2 separate regions of the Homo sapiens genome follow, and region 1 is linked to region 2. A link is a contact called in ENCODE Hi-C or POLR2A ChIA-PET data. All regions are on one chromosome and are shown on one strand. Each heading gives the region's core, a stretch centred on a gene start or an enhancer-like site at or near the end of the contact. The rest is flanking DNA. Distances are from core to core; before and after follow the strand shown.

Evidence for each region. Hi-C counts contacts between places; a loop is a spot of excess contacts on that map. ChIA-PET counts read pairs that join two places held with the same protein, here RNA polymerase II (POLR2A). Pooled maps may share reads with other maps.
Region 1: a map of ascending aorta shows a loop between it and region 2 (2.8-fold over the local background). The contact joins the enhancer-like site here to the promoter of LINC00484 in region 2. A Hi-C loop is called at or near these places in 2 of 168 maps with a recorded cell type or tissue (aorta and ascending aorta) and 6 of 50 pooled maps. POLR2A ChIA-PET finds 5 or more read pairs at or near these places in 1 of 52 experiments (MCF 10A).

What each region holds. Positions count from the first base shown.
Region 1 is chr9:90,957,698-90,962,809 of GRCh38, forward strand. All of the region lies in intron 1 of LOC105379829 (a long non-coding RNA gene), which reads right to left. Among named protein-coding and RNA genes, the nearest start is that of LINC02957, 37 kb to the right of the region's middle. Within about 2 kb of position 3,401, at least 2 of the 41 ENCODE cell types and tissues checked have a DNase peak (open chromatin) inside an H3K27ac peak, as active enhancers do; they include ascending aorta, where a contact is called at or near this core.
Region 2 is chr9:91,115,889-91,120,836 of GRCh38, forward strand. It overlaps LINC00484 (long intergenic non-protein coding RNA 484), which reads left to right and starts at 3,174. Exons shown (of 3, transcript NR_135306.1): 1 at 3,174-3,198; 2 at 3,340-3,474. The region is part of intron 1 of LINC02937 (long intergenic non-protein coding RNA 2937); the gene reads right to left.

The DNA of each region.
Region 1 (5,112 bases), core at 2,151-4,650, 160 kb before region 2:
ACAAGGGTTTGCCAAAGTGGAGGTAAAAGTTTTTGTTTTTTAATTTAAGCAAAGTGAAACAGGGATTTGAGGAATGGCAAATTATAATCTTTTCAAGTTTGGAACTCCAAAAGGGAAAATCCAAGATGTTTTGAGAGATGAAGTAGGAAGTTCTGGGACCCAAAAAACTTCAGGCTAAAACTGTGTATTGGGTAAAATTGTATCTCAGCAGACTAGCCAGTATGTTTTTACTAGCATTTTACTGACTACACACCAAGGAAGCCCTGTTCTCCGTTTCACACATTTGATATTGACAAAATACCCTGTGCTAAGCTAGCTACCTTACCTCTCCCACTTTACAGACAAGGAAACAGGCACAGAGAGCTCCCGCAGCTTACCCCCGTTGACCTGACTAAACGGAGGGGTAGAGGGGTGGAGAGTTGGCTGTGTGCAGAGCCCCCACCCCCGCTTAGCTGACCAGGTGTTTGTGCCTGCTGAAGGAAGGGAGATGTGGCCTGAGCGCTCCTTCCACACTAAAACACTACACGTACACGATACCCACCTAGCAGGACCACAAGTCATTCCAACTTACAACAATTTAGAAGACAGAGAACGTACATTCAACCCTGACACATGTTTGGGAGGTAGGGTGGGGCTCACCTGGGCTACAAACACAGTGACATTCTCAGCTCAAAAAAGAAAGTGGGTGGTGTCCCGGAACCTTGACCTGGTTGGCATTTTTGCCTTCTAAACAAAACAGTGAGTATGAATTCTTGAGAGGACTGAGGCACCTAGAGGAGGTTTGTGTTTGCTGTCAGCACAGTCATTGCTCAAACCTACAGAGGCCTCCTCTCCTCCTTGGAGGCATTCAGCTAATGCCCTTGGGCCCAGTTCTTATCGTCCACATGGACACCCTGCCAGCCCCACCAGGCAGGAACTGCACCACCCCCAGCACCTGTGAGCAGCCTCAGGGAGACCTGAGAGTGGACATGCCAAGCAGGTGTCCTACTAGACAAGGGAGGAGGCAGTCCCCACACCAGCCTGGGGAAAGGCAAGGGCTGACAGTAACAGAGGCAAGTCAGGGGGTCAAGGGCTGGGAATGTATTACACAGCACAAAGGACCCAGATCTTCAATCAGCAATGAAACTCCCAATCACCTGCATGATAGCTCAGTGTGTAAAAGGCCCATTTCCTCAACAACAGAGACAGCCTTTACATCAGGAACATCAGTGGGCCTCAAGTGCACATCTCTTGTCAGTGTCACAGTATGGGTCTCTTGAAAATACCTAGTTCCAATTCTGCTCGGCAAGGAGGGAAATGCTAGGAGCTGGGAAGGAACCCAAGGTCAGTATGACCTTATTCTTCCACGAGAATAACTTTCACTGGAATACTTTCTAAACAAATTGCCCTAGATATAGCAAAGGAAATACAACTATATGGGGTTTTCCTAGTGAAATTTGCTGAAACCAATCTATTCTTCATATTAAAGTAAGGTTTCCCAAAATGTTTCAGATGTTACACTGACAAATATTATACCCTAAGAACTGTATATCTATTTTAGAGCATATTATAAACAATAGAACTGGTATAGCAAACCTACGCCTTCAGTAGTGATATAAAATTTTCTTTATAAGATTATAGAGGAAGAATCTATTTCAGGTAAAATGTTAGACTGAGGATAAAGTTGGTATGCTGGCATAGCAAACGTTGGACTCCGTAGCTGCCATAAAGTCCAAAAGAAGAATCTTTCTATGTCAGCTCCAGAGCACTCCCTTTTACAAGAGAGACATCTGGGCCGGGTGTGGTGGTTCACGCCTGTAATCCCAGCACTTTGGGAAGCCAAGGTGGGTGGATCTTAAGGTCAGGAGATCGAGACCAGCCTGGCCAATATGGTGAAACCCCATCTCTACTAAAAATACAAAAACTTAGCCAGGCATGGTGGCATGTGCTAGTAGTCCCAGCTACTCAGGAGGCTGAGGCAGGAGAATTGCTTGAACTCGGCAGGTGGAAGTTGCAGTGAACCGAGATCACACCACTGTACTCCAGACTGGGTGACAGAGTGAGACTCCTCAAAAAAAAAAAAGACATCTGATTCTATGTATAGTTTATGGAATTGGAACAAATTATAGTTAATCAATACAGTGTTTATTAAGTGTTCTTTCAGAGGCTGGAGAAAAACTCATGGCTAAGGACTAGTTGGAAACATATTAAATCCTCAAAATGTCCTTTCTTTCTTTCTTTCTTTCTTTCTTTCTTTCCTTTCTTTCTCTTTCTTTCTTTCTTTTTTTTATTAGACAGGATTTCTCTCTGTCACCCAGGCAGGAGTGCAGTGGTGCTATCACAGCTCACTGCAGCCTCGACCTTCTGGTCTCAAGTGATCCTCCTGCCTCACCCTCCCAAGTAGTGGGGACTACAGGTGTGCAGCACCACACCCAGCTAATTTTTTCCTGTTTTTTGTAGAGATGAGGTCTCACCATATTGCCCGTGCTGGTCTCAAACCCCTAGGTTCAAATGATCCTCACGTCAGCCTTCCAAAGTGCTGGTGTTACAGGCATGAGGCACCATGCCTGGGCTCCCATCATGTCTTTAAACCCATGTGGGGCAGGCTTCTCTCCCTACTCCATCACTGAGAAATGAGACTGTGGGTCAATCCACCCTTACCCTTGCAGAAACAATGGGGACCTCTGGGGCCCAAGGAGGGTCCCAGGAGGGAACTCTGGGTCTGTTGAGTCCACACCCTGCTGTGAGGAGGAGCAGGACCATGAGTCAGGTGGGCCGGCAACTGACACAGGGGCTCAGAGCTTTCTAGAATGTGACAGAGCAAAGCCCCACATAAACACAGGGCCAGGTGATGTGCAGAAATTTGAAATGTTTTCTGAGCACAAAAGATCTCCAGTTTGTCCACATTCCATAAAACTCAAAAATGTGAAAACAGTGATTGGATGTTTGGAGGTGCAAACAGCTGAACCCAGGTATACTGGATAAAAAGATAGAACAGCGCCATCATAGCTGAGGGAATGATGGCTGAAACCCTGTTCCTGCATCAGGCACCTGTAGTAGGCAGGATTCTAAGGTGGACCCCAAGGCCCTCAACCCTGGTGTGCTTGCCTGTGAAATCTCCTCCCCTAAGCACAGGTCCCCTGGGGACTTGACAGCACATCATTCCTGTGACCACGGTGGGCAACAGGGAGACGGTCCTGGCTGGGTTTGATCCCATTATGTGAGGTCTTTAAATGCACAGAATTTTCCCCAGCTGACTGCACAGGAGAAAGCCAGACAGAGGCATTCCTGCTGGGCTGGGTAAAGGAGGAAGAAGCATGTTGTAAATTACCCATGGGGTGGCTCTAGGAGCGGAGAGTGCCCCCTAGGCCACAGCTATCGAGGGAGCAGAGATCTGCCACCTCACAATTTCAGCCTGTGAAACACTAAGCAAAGGGCCCATGTGACCTGGATTCTCGGTGGAGTTGTGAAATGATGCATTTGTGTTGTTTTATGCCACTGAGCTTGTGGCATTTTGCAACCACAGTAACCATGTCCTTTCCTCAGATGTCCTTTCTTCCATGTTCACCCGTGAAATGGGGCCCATGTGTGCGCCTGAGTACCACCCAAAACACACAAGAGGAGAGGTGGCAGACATTACCCTAAGGAAGTTTTAAGGAGGGGGACTCCACTCTTTGCCTTTAAGGCATGTCTACAATCATGAGAAGATCTGCTGGTCATTTTCATGGACCCACAAAATTGACTTTGGCAAACACCTCTGTGCCTTGCCCATCTACAAGTAGGGCAATGATGACTTTCTCTGTCTGGATCCTGCTGAGTCACATAGTTTTTCTAAGAGCCAAATTTTGAAACAAGAGCACACTTGGCCCTGGAGCGTTTCTGCCGACAGCATGACCATGCGGCCCCAAGCACCCGCTTTGCAGGTTCTGGGCATGATGGTCCCAGCAGGAGAGCTGGGAGCTGCCCCACGTAGACAGCTGGCTGGAAGCCAGGTCGTCTGGGTTGTCGTCGCTGACACAGCACAATACAAAGCAGGTCATGTGTTTGTTTAAAGGGGCTGCTTTCTCTCCTTTCACACGGACCCCGTGAACATGGGCACTTTCTCAGGACGCACCCTTCCCTGGCCTTGGGTGTCTGGGTGGGCCATCCCCTAGGCTGCACACTCCCAGAGGGCTTGAGCTTGCACACTGTTCTTCCTTTCCATCCTTGCTGCTACTTCATGGACTTCTTAAACTATTGTCCCTTGCCCATCATCCTACAGATTTGGGGATTTGCTTTACCTTGGATGAAATTGTTGTTTAAATTTTTCTCTGCAACCTCTGTCACAAGCCACTCATGACTGATTCAAGTGTGAAAAAGCCAGGGAAAAAACAGATTTTGTACCTCACTCTATCCATGCGCATCACACAATGGGGTGCTGCCTCTCTGGAACCCCGTTTCAGAAAGCAAATCCCCTATCTGTCCCCAACTCTCTCAGTGAGGCTGCTGTCTCTCCTGCTCCTCACAGTCCCAGAATAGACCCACTACCACTTTCCCCAGTTGGTGCTTAATTACTACAGAATCACCAGGGGAGGGTAGAAAAGGTGACCAGAAGGAGGTGAAGAGGAGCCTGGGGTCCCAGCGGCCACGCTTTTCCCACATGGAACTCCTGGCATGCCTTCTGCATACACAGCCTTATCCAGACACAATGCACAAGAACCAGCCTGCATTCTCCACCTGCGTCAGCTGTTGTCTCCGTCAATTCAGGCTGCTGTGACAAAATGCCATAACCTGGGTAGGTGGCTTATAAACAACAGAAGTTTATTTCTCACAGTTTTGGAGGCTGAAAGTTCAAGATCAAAATGCCAGCAGATCCAGTGTCAGGGAAGGGCCCACTTCCTGGCTCATAGACAGACATCTTCTTGTTGTGTCCCCTCATAGCAGAAAAGGTGAGCAGTGTCTCTTGGGCCTCTTGTATAAGGGCACAAATCCCATTCATGAGGGTTCTACCTTGGTGACCCAATCACCTTCCAAAGGCCCCACCTTCTCATACCCTCACCTTAGGGGTTAGGATTTCAACCTGTGAATTTTGGATTGACACAAACATTTAGATCATAGCAGCTATCATTTCTTTCTCAGAGCAGCTGCCCTAAG
Region 2 (4,948 bases), core at 1,924-4,423:
CCATAGTAAATATTATTTTCTGCTACAAAGGGCTCCACCAGAAAAGAGAAGGCACATAGTCATGTCAACACCCTCCCCTGATGCAGTGGCTCACCTCCCTGATCCATTCCAGAAAACTGAAAGTTCATCTCCTAGGTGATCCAGGTTTTGAAAGGAGACGATGGGGAGGGGGACTCAGGCTGGGGTTAAATCCTGAGGTGGCACCAAGAGAGACTGAATTTCAAATGTCACCTGTAGGAGATGTCCCCAGTTAGAGAAAGCAGGGAGTGTGAGGCTGGTGTCTGCATCTTTTCCCTTGTGCAATATCTAAATGCATTAGATGAGAGGAGCTTTTGAGAAAATGCTTCAGTTCATGATTTTGTACAACGTGCCCCTGACACTGTCTGTTAGGCTTTGAGGAGAGAGACAGACAAGAAGGAAATGCTCAAAAACATTAGCTGTGGCTGCTGCCTGCTGTTTTTCAGCTGGCAAAGAAACACACATTGGCTGTGTGCCTGGCAGACCAGGTCCTGGGATACTGGTTTGGAGTATCAATTCTTGGAAATCCTGCTCCAAGAAGCCACGAGTTCAACAGGAACTTTGCTCACCCTTCACCCTGAAGCCAGGCTCCTCTGGGCATGGAAGGAATCTGTCTCTCACTCAGTCCTGGGGCAGCCAGCATTAACCTCCTGTGTCATTGGAAACATATTTAGGAGAGGGGTCGAAGAGGGAGACAGTATGGAGGGAACCAAGGGGTGGAAGGACACCTTATGGCCAGGCCCCTTCTTCATCAGTAGGAGACTAGGGACTGCAGGTGAAACCACAAGGGAGAAGAAAAGTGTGATTTCTCTAGTGAGCTCATTCTGCGCACCTTGCCTTCCCATTCTGCGCTTCACACCCATTGAGGATTTACACACAGAAAACTGGAAGACGAGGGAAGAGAGGTGTCTTAGTCCGTCTGTGCTGCTGTAATAAAATACCTGAGATGGGTAATGTATGAAAAAGACAAGTCTCTTTCTTACAGTTCTGGAGGCTGGGAAGTCCAAGACCCAGGCGCTGCAGGCTCCCTGTCTGCAAGTCTGCTTCCAGGGGGCCTCCAACCTGTGTCCTTGCAGGCAATGGGGTGAACACCATGGGAAGCCTCTATGAAGCCCTTCCTCCCATTCACCAGGGCTTGCACTTAGGACTCAGTCAACCCCTAAGGACCCACTTTTTTTTTCTTTTTCTTTTTTTTTTTTTTTGAGACAGGGTTTCATTTTGTCCCCAGGCCGAAATGCAGTGGTGCCAACACAACTCACTGCAGCCTCGACCTCCTGGGCTCAAGTGATCCTCCCACCTCAGCCCCCCAAGTAGCTGGGACTATAGGTACCGACACCATGCCTGGCCAATTTTTGTATTTTTTTTAAGACGGGGTCTCACTATGTTGTCCAGGCTGGTCTCAAACTCCTGAGGTCAAGTGATCCTCCTGCCCTGGCCTCCCAAAGTGCTGGGTCTTAATACCATTCCATTTGCGAGTAAGTTTCAAGGTATGATTTGAGGGGACACTGAGACGGTAGCAAGCAGTGAAGCCCCATCCCGCTGGTCTGCACCGTGAGCTGGCCGCCCCTCCCCGTGTGTGCAGGGCAAACAGCTCCGGCCGTGGCCTGCGCTGGGAGTGTGAGCAGGAAGGAGGCGCGCTCATCCATCCAAGAGGCTTATCCCGCGAGCACAAGGGAGCCGGGGCCTGGGCCGCCGTGGGAAGGGGCTCCTGCCTTCCGGGGACGCGGTCAGGGAAGTCCAGCCGGGGTGCTCTCTGCACTGCGGGTGCCGGGCTCGGCAGAGGCCAACCCGGCAAAACGAGCAGGATCTCCCGGCCCCACCCTCGTGGGCTCCGCCTGCCCCAGCAGCCATCCTGCCATCCTCCCTGCGAGACAGGTGACTTTCCTCTCTGATGCGGTGCATCTGTCGTCTGTCTAACGGGCCCAGTCCCCAGTGAAACACCCCCAACCAAAGACACGAAGGGGAAGGCGCAAGCTTCTACCAAGCTCAGTTTGCCCATCTGGTGCCCACCTGCCTCGTATTTGGTGACTTGGAGGAGAGGAAGGTCGTTTAGCCATTTTATCGTAGCTCTCTGAGCTTCCCAAGGGCCCTCCACGCCTCTCAGAGGGCAAGGCGTTGCCCTGCTTAGCCCGACTTCATCGTCTTCCCTTTCCAACAGGCCGCTAAAAATGGCCTGCGAGTGTGGACGGCTCTGACGTTGCAAAACCGCGCAAGAAACAAGGGCCGCAGGTGCAGGCGGGGGCCGAGGCCCTCCCCAGCCAGAGCGGGCAGCCCTGTTGCTTCTTATTTAAATTCTTGTTTTCTATCCTATTTCGAGGTCCTCTCTGGGATTTGAGGAATGTGGAGACGTGCCAGAAGTGACACCGAGCACTGAGCGGTCAGGCTGGCCGGAGGCGGGGCGTTCAGGGACACGTGCCCCACGCGGGCGCGCCTGGGCCTTGGAACAGAGGCTGGGAGGGGTGAGGGCGAGGCTGGGGTGGCTGGAGAGGGCTGGCTGCGGGCTGGGCAGAGAAAGAGGCTTTGAGACTCCCGAGCAACTTTATAATGCAGGAGAAAAGTTAGCCTTTTAAATGAGGTTAAGTACCCCGAGAGTGATGGTAAATAGAACAGGCAGCTCTTTAAGTGGAAATAAAGTGCTTTCAGTACCGTCATAAAGCTGCAAAACGCAGCTTAGCTGGGAGAAGTGGATTTCACGTGGGAGAGAGAGCAAATTAGAATGCAGGCTCAAGAGCGATTTAAGAGGGGCCCTTCAACCACGGAAAGAAAGGGAGAGGGAGAAGGGAGGAGAAAGAGAGAGTCTGATTGATTGATTATGGCCAACTGTGAGAAGCAGAATTCCACACTGAGGTCTGGCAGCACCCTAACAGGCACTTCTGCTCTCCCCCCACGATGTGCCCACCCCACCTCTTGCAGCCGAGCAATGCAACCTCAATAGGAAAACAATCTGACTTCAGTGCAATTTCACTCCTAAGGATTTTCCACATATTTAAAGATGCTTTGCATATTTTTTTTCTAAAATCCCCCATGAGACTCTACAGTATGTTCCTGAATTCTTTTTAACCTCTTAACTTGTCAAAAGAGCATTTCAAACCCTAGATCTCAGGGGTCCCTGCCAGGCATTTTCAAGTTTGATTTTTGTGGGGAGGACATCAACAAGTTAAAACCTAAATGAGCAACAAAGTAAGTGTCATTTTGTGTTTTCTTGGGTTAAGACAAACAATAAAGGCTGGCTTGATATGTTAACAACATTCCCGATTTACTTGGTCAGAACCCAAACCCCAAAGAGGCTGAATTGAAGTTACATTCTGTCTCCCGCTGCAGCGAGGTGACGTGCGTTATCAGTTTTGTCTTCCATGTCTTCCTCATCCTGCTGTTTGCTCCACGGCTCTTGACAGGATGGAGACGAGGAAAGAACTTCCACATCCACATTCAAAACGTCTGCCAGAACTCCCTCAGGCAAGTAAGAGATGATTTCTCTTCGAGAGCTTTGCATGTTGATGAGACAGTGAGTCAGGAAGAGATTGGATTGAACTTGCTTGAATATAAAGCTGCTTGAGATTTTCAAATTGGAGTCTTGTACCCTTTCTATAGAAAAAGTCACTGGCTTGTCACTACTCGGAGCATGAATTTCCACGTTACTAGAGTTTCTTTGATCTTTAGAGAGAAAGTGTGAAATAGTTAAAGGCTTGAAAGTGGCCAGAAAATTCATAAACATGCATTCAAAAATAATTTCATTCCGTTCTAAAATTAGAAATGGAAAAAGTCAAGGGAATCAAAACAAGTTGTTAAAATCAGTATTCATGTTGGATCAAATCTTTGTTTGTTTCAAATTCATTTTATTGATTCTTGAAAAGCCCTGGGAGGAGGTGACTCATACTATTCCCTCTGAACATAGTTGCAAACCATGTTCCTGAGAAAGGATGACTCTCCCAAAATATATGGCATGCAGCGGGGCAGGGGCCTGGGCCTCAGAGCCTTTTCCCTTGTCGGAATGCAAACTTCCATTCTGGGAATGTAAATTGTGTAGATGATAATATCATGCTTTGGCTGTTGGAAGAAGAAGCATTCAGGAAACGTGCCTCAGGCATATTCAGTTTGTTGAAAAACTAAGAATGTCACATATACAGTTTGGCCACCTACTTCACAGTGGTAACTTAATATAGCATTGTTATTTTTCTATACAGCCAGAATGCTAAATTTGATAGTTGAATAGTTACTGGATTTGTTTCAGAAGGAAACGTCTAGATTCTATGCTGAACAGCTCTCTAAAGGAACAACAGAAGCAGAATATTTTTCTAGAAGACATAGAATTTGGCTAGGGCACTTAAAAAAATCTATTAATAGATCCTCATGCCAGAGATTCAATAACATACTAGTGTCCTGAGCAAATTGTACAAGGCACTGTGCCTGGCCCACCCTTCTGCCCCACTGGGCCTGGGTTAACAGCCCAGTGTGTCTAGGCTGGGCACTGGCATGTCTAGATGCACTGACTTTTTTCTTATGTACACACACTTAGAGTTTACAGGTACATGTTCTTCTTTGTGTGTTTGCTATATTTGATAGAGAGCTATCTTTTTTCTTAAATGGATGGAATACAATTATTTAACATATCTTTTTCCTTAAGTGGATGGAATATAATGTATTTAACAATTCTTCCTGTTGTTTCTAATCCAATGGCTAAACACCCAAACAAACGAGCCCTGATTTGAATTTGCAATTTCCTGAGACTGGACATTTTTATATATGTTTATTAGCTACCTGTATTTCGTTTTCTGTAAATAGCCTATTTATTTTGTCAATTTTTCTGTTTCGTTGTTTGCATTGTTCTTATGGTTTTGTGGATGCTCATTATACATTCCGGATACTATTTATTTGTTTGATAAAATCTCCCTGTCTGTTACTTGTCTTCTCCAAATGTTTCCGAACAGCT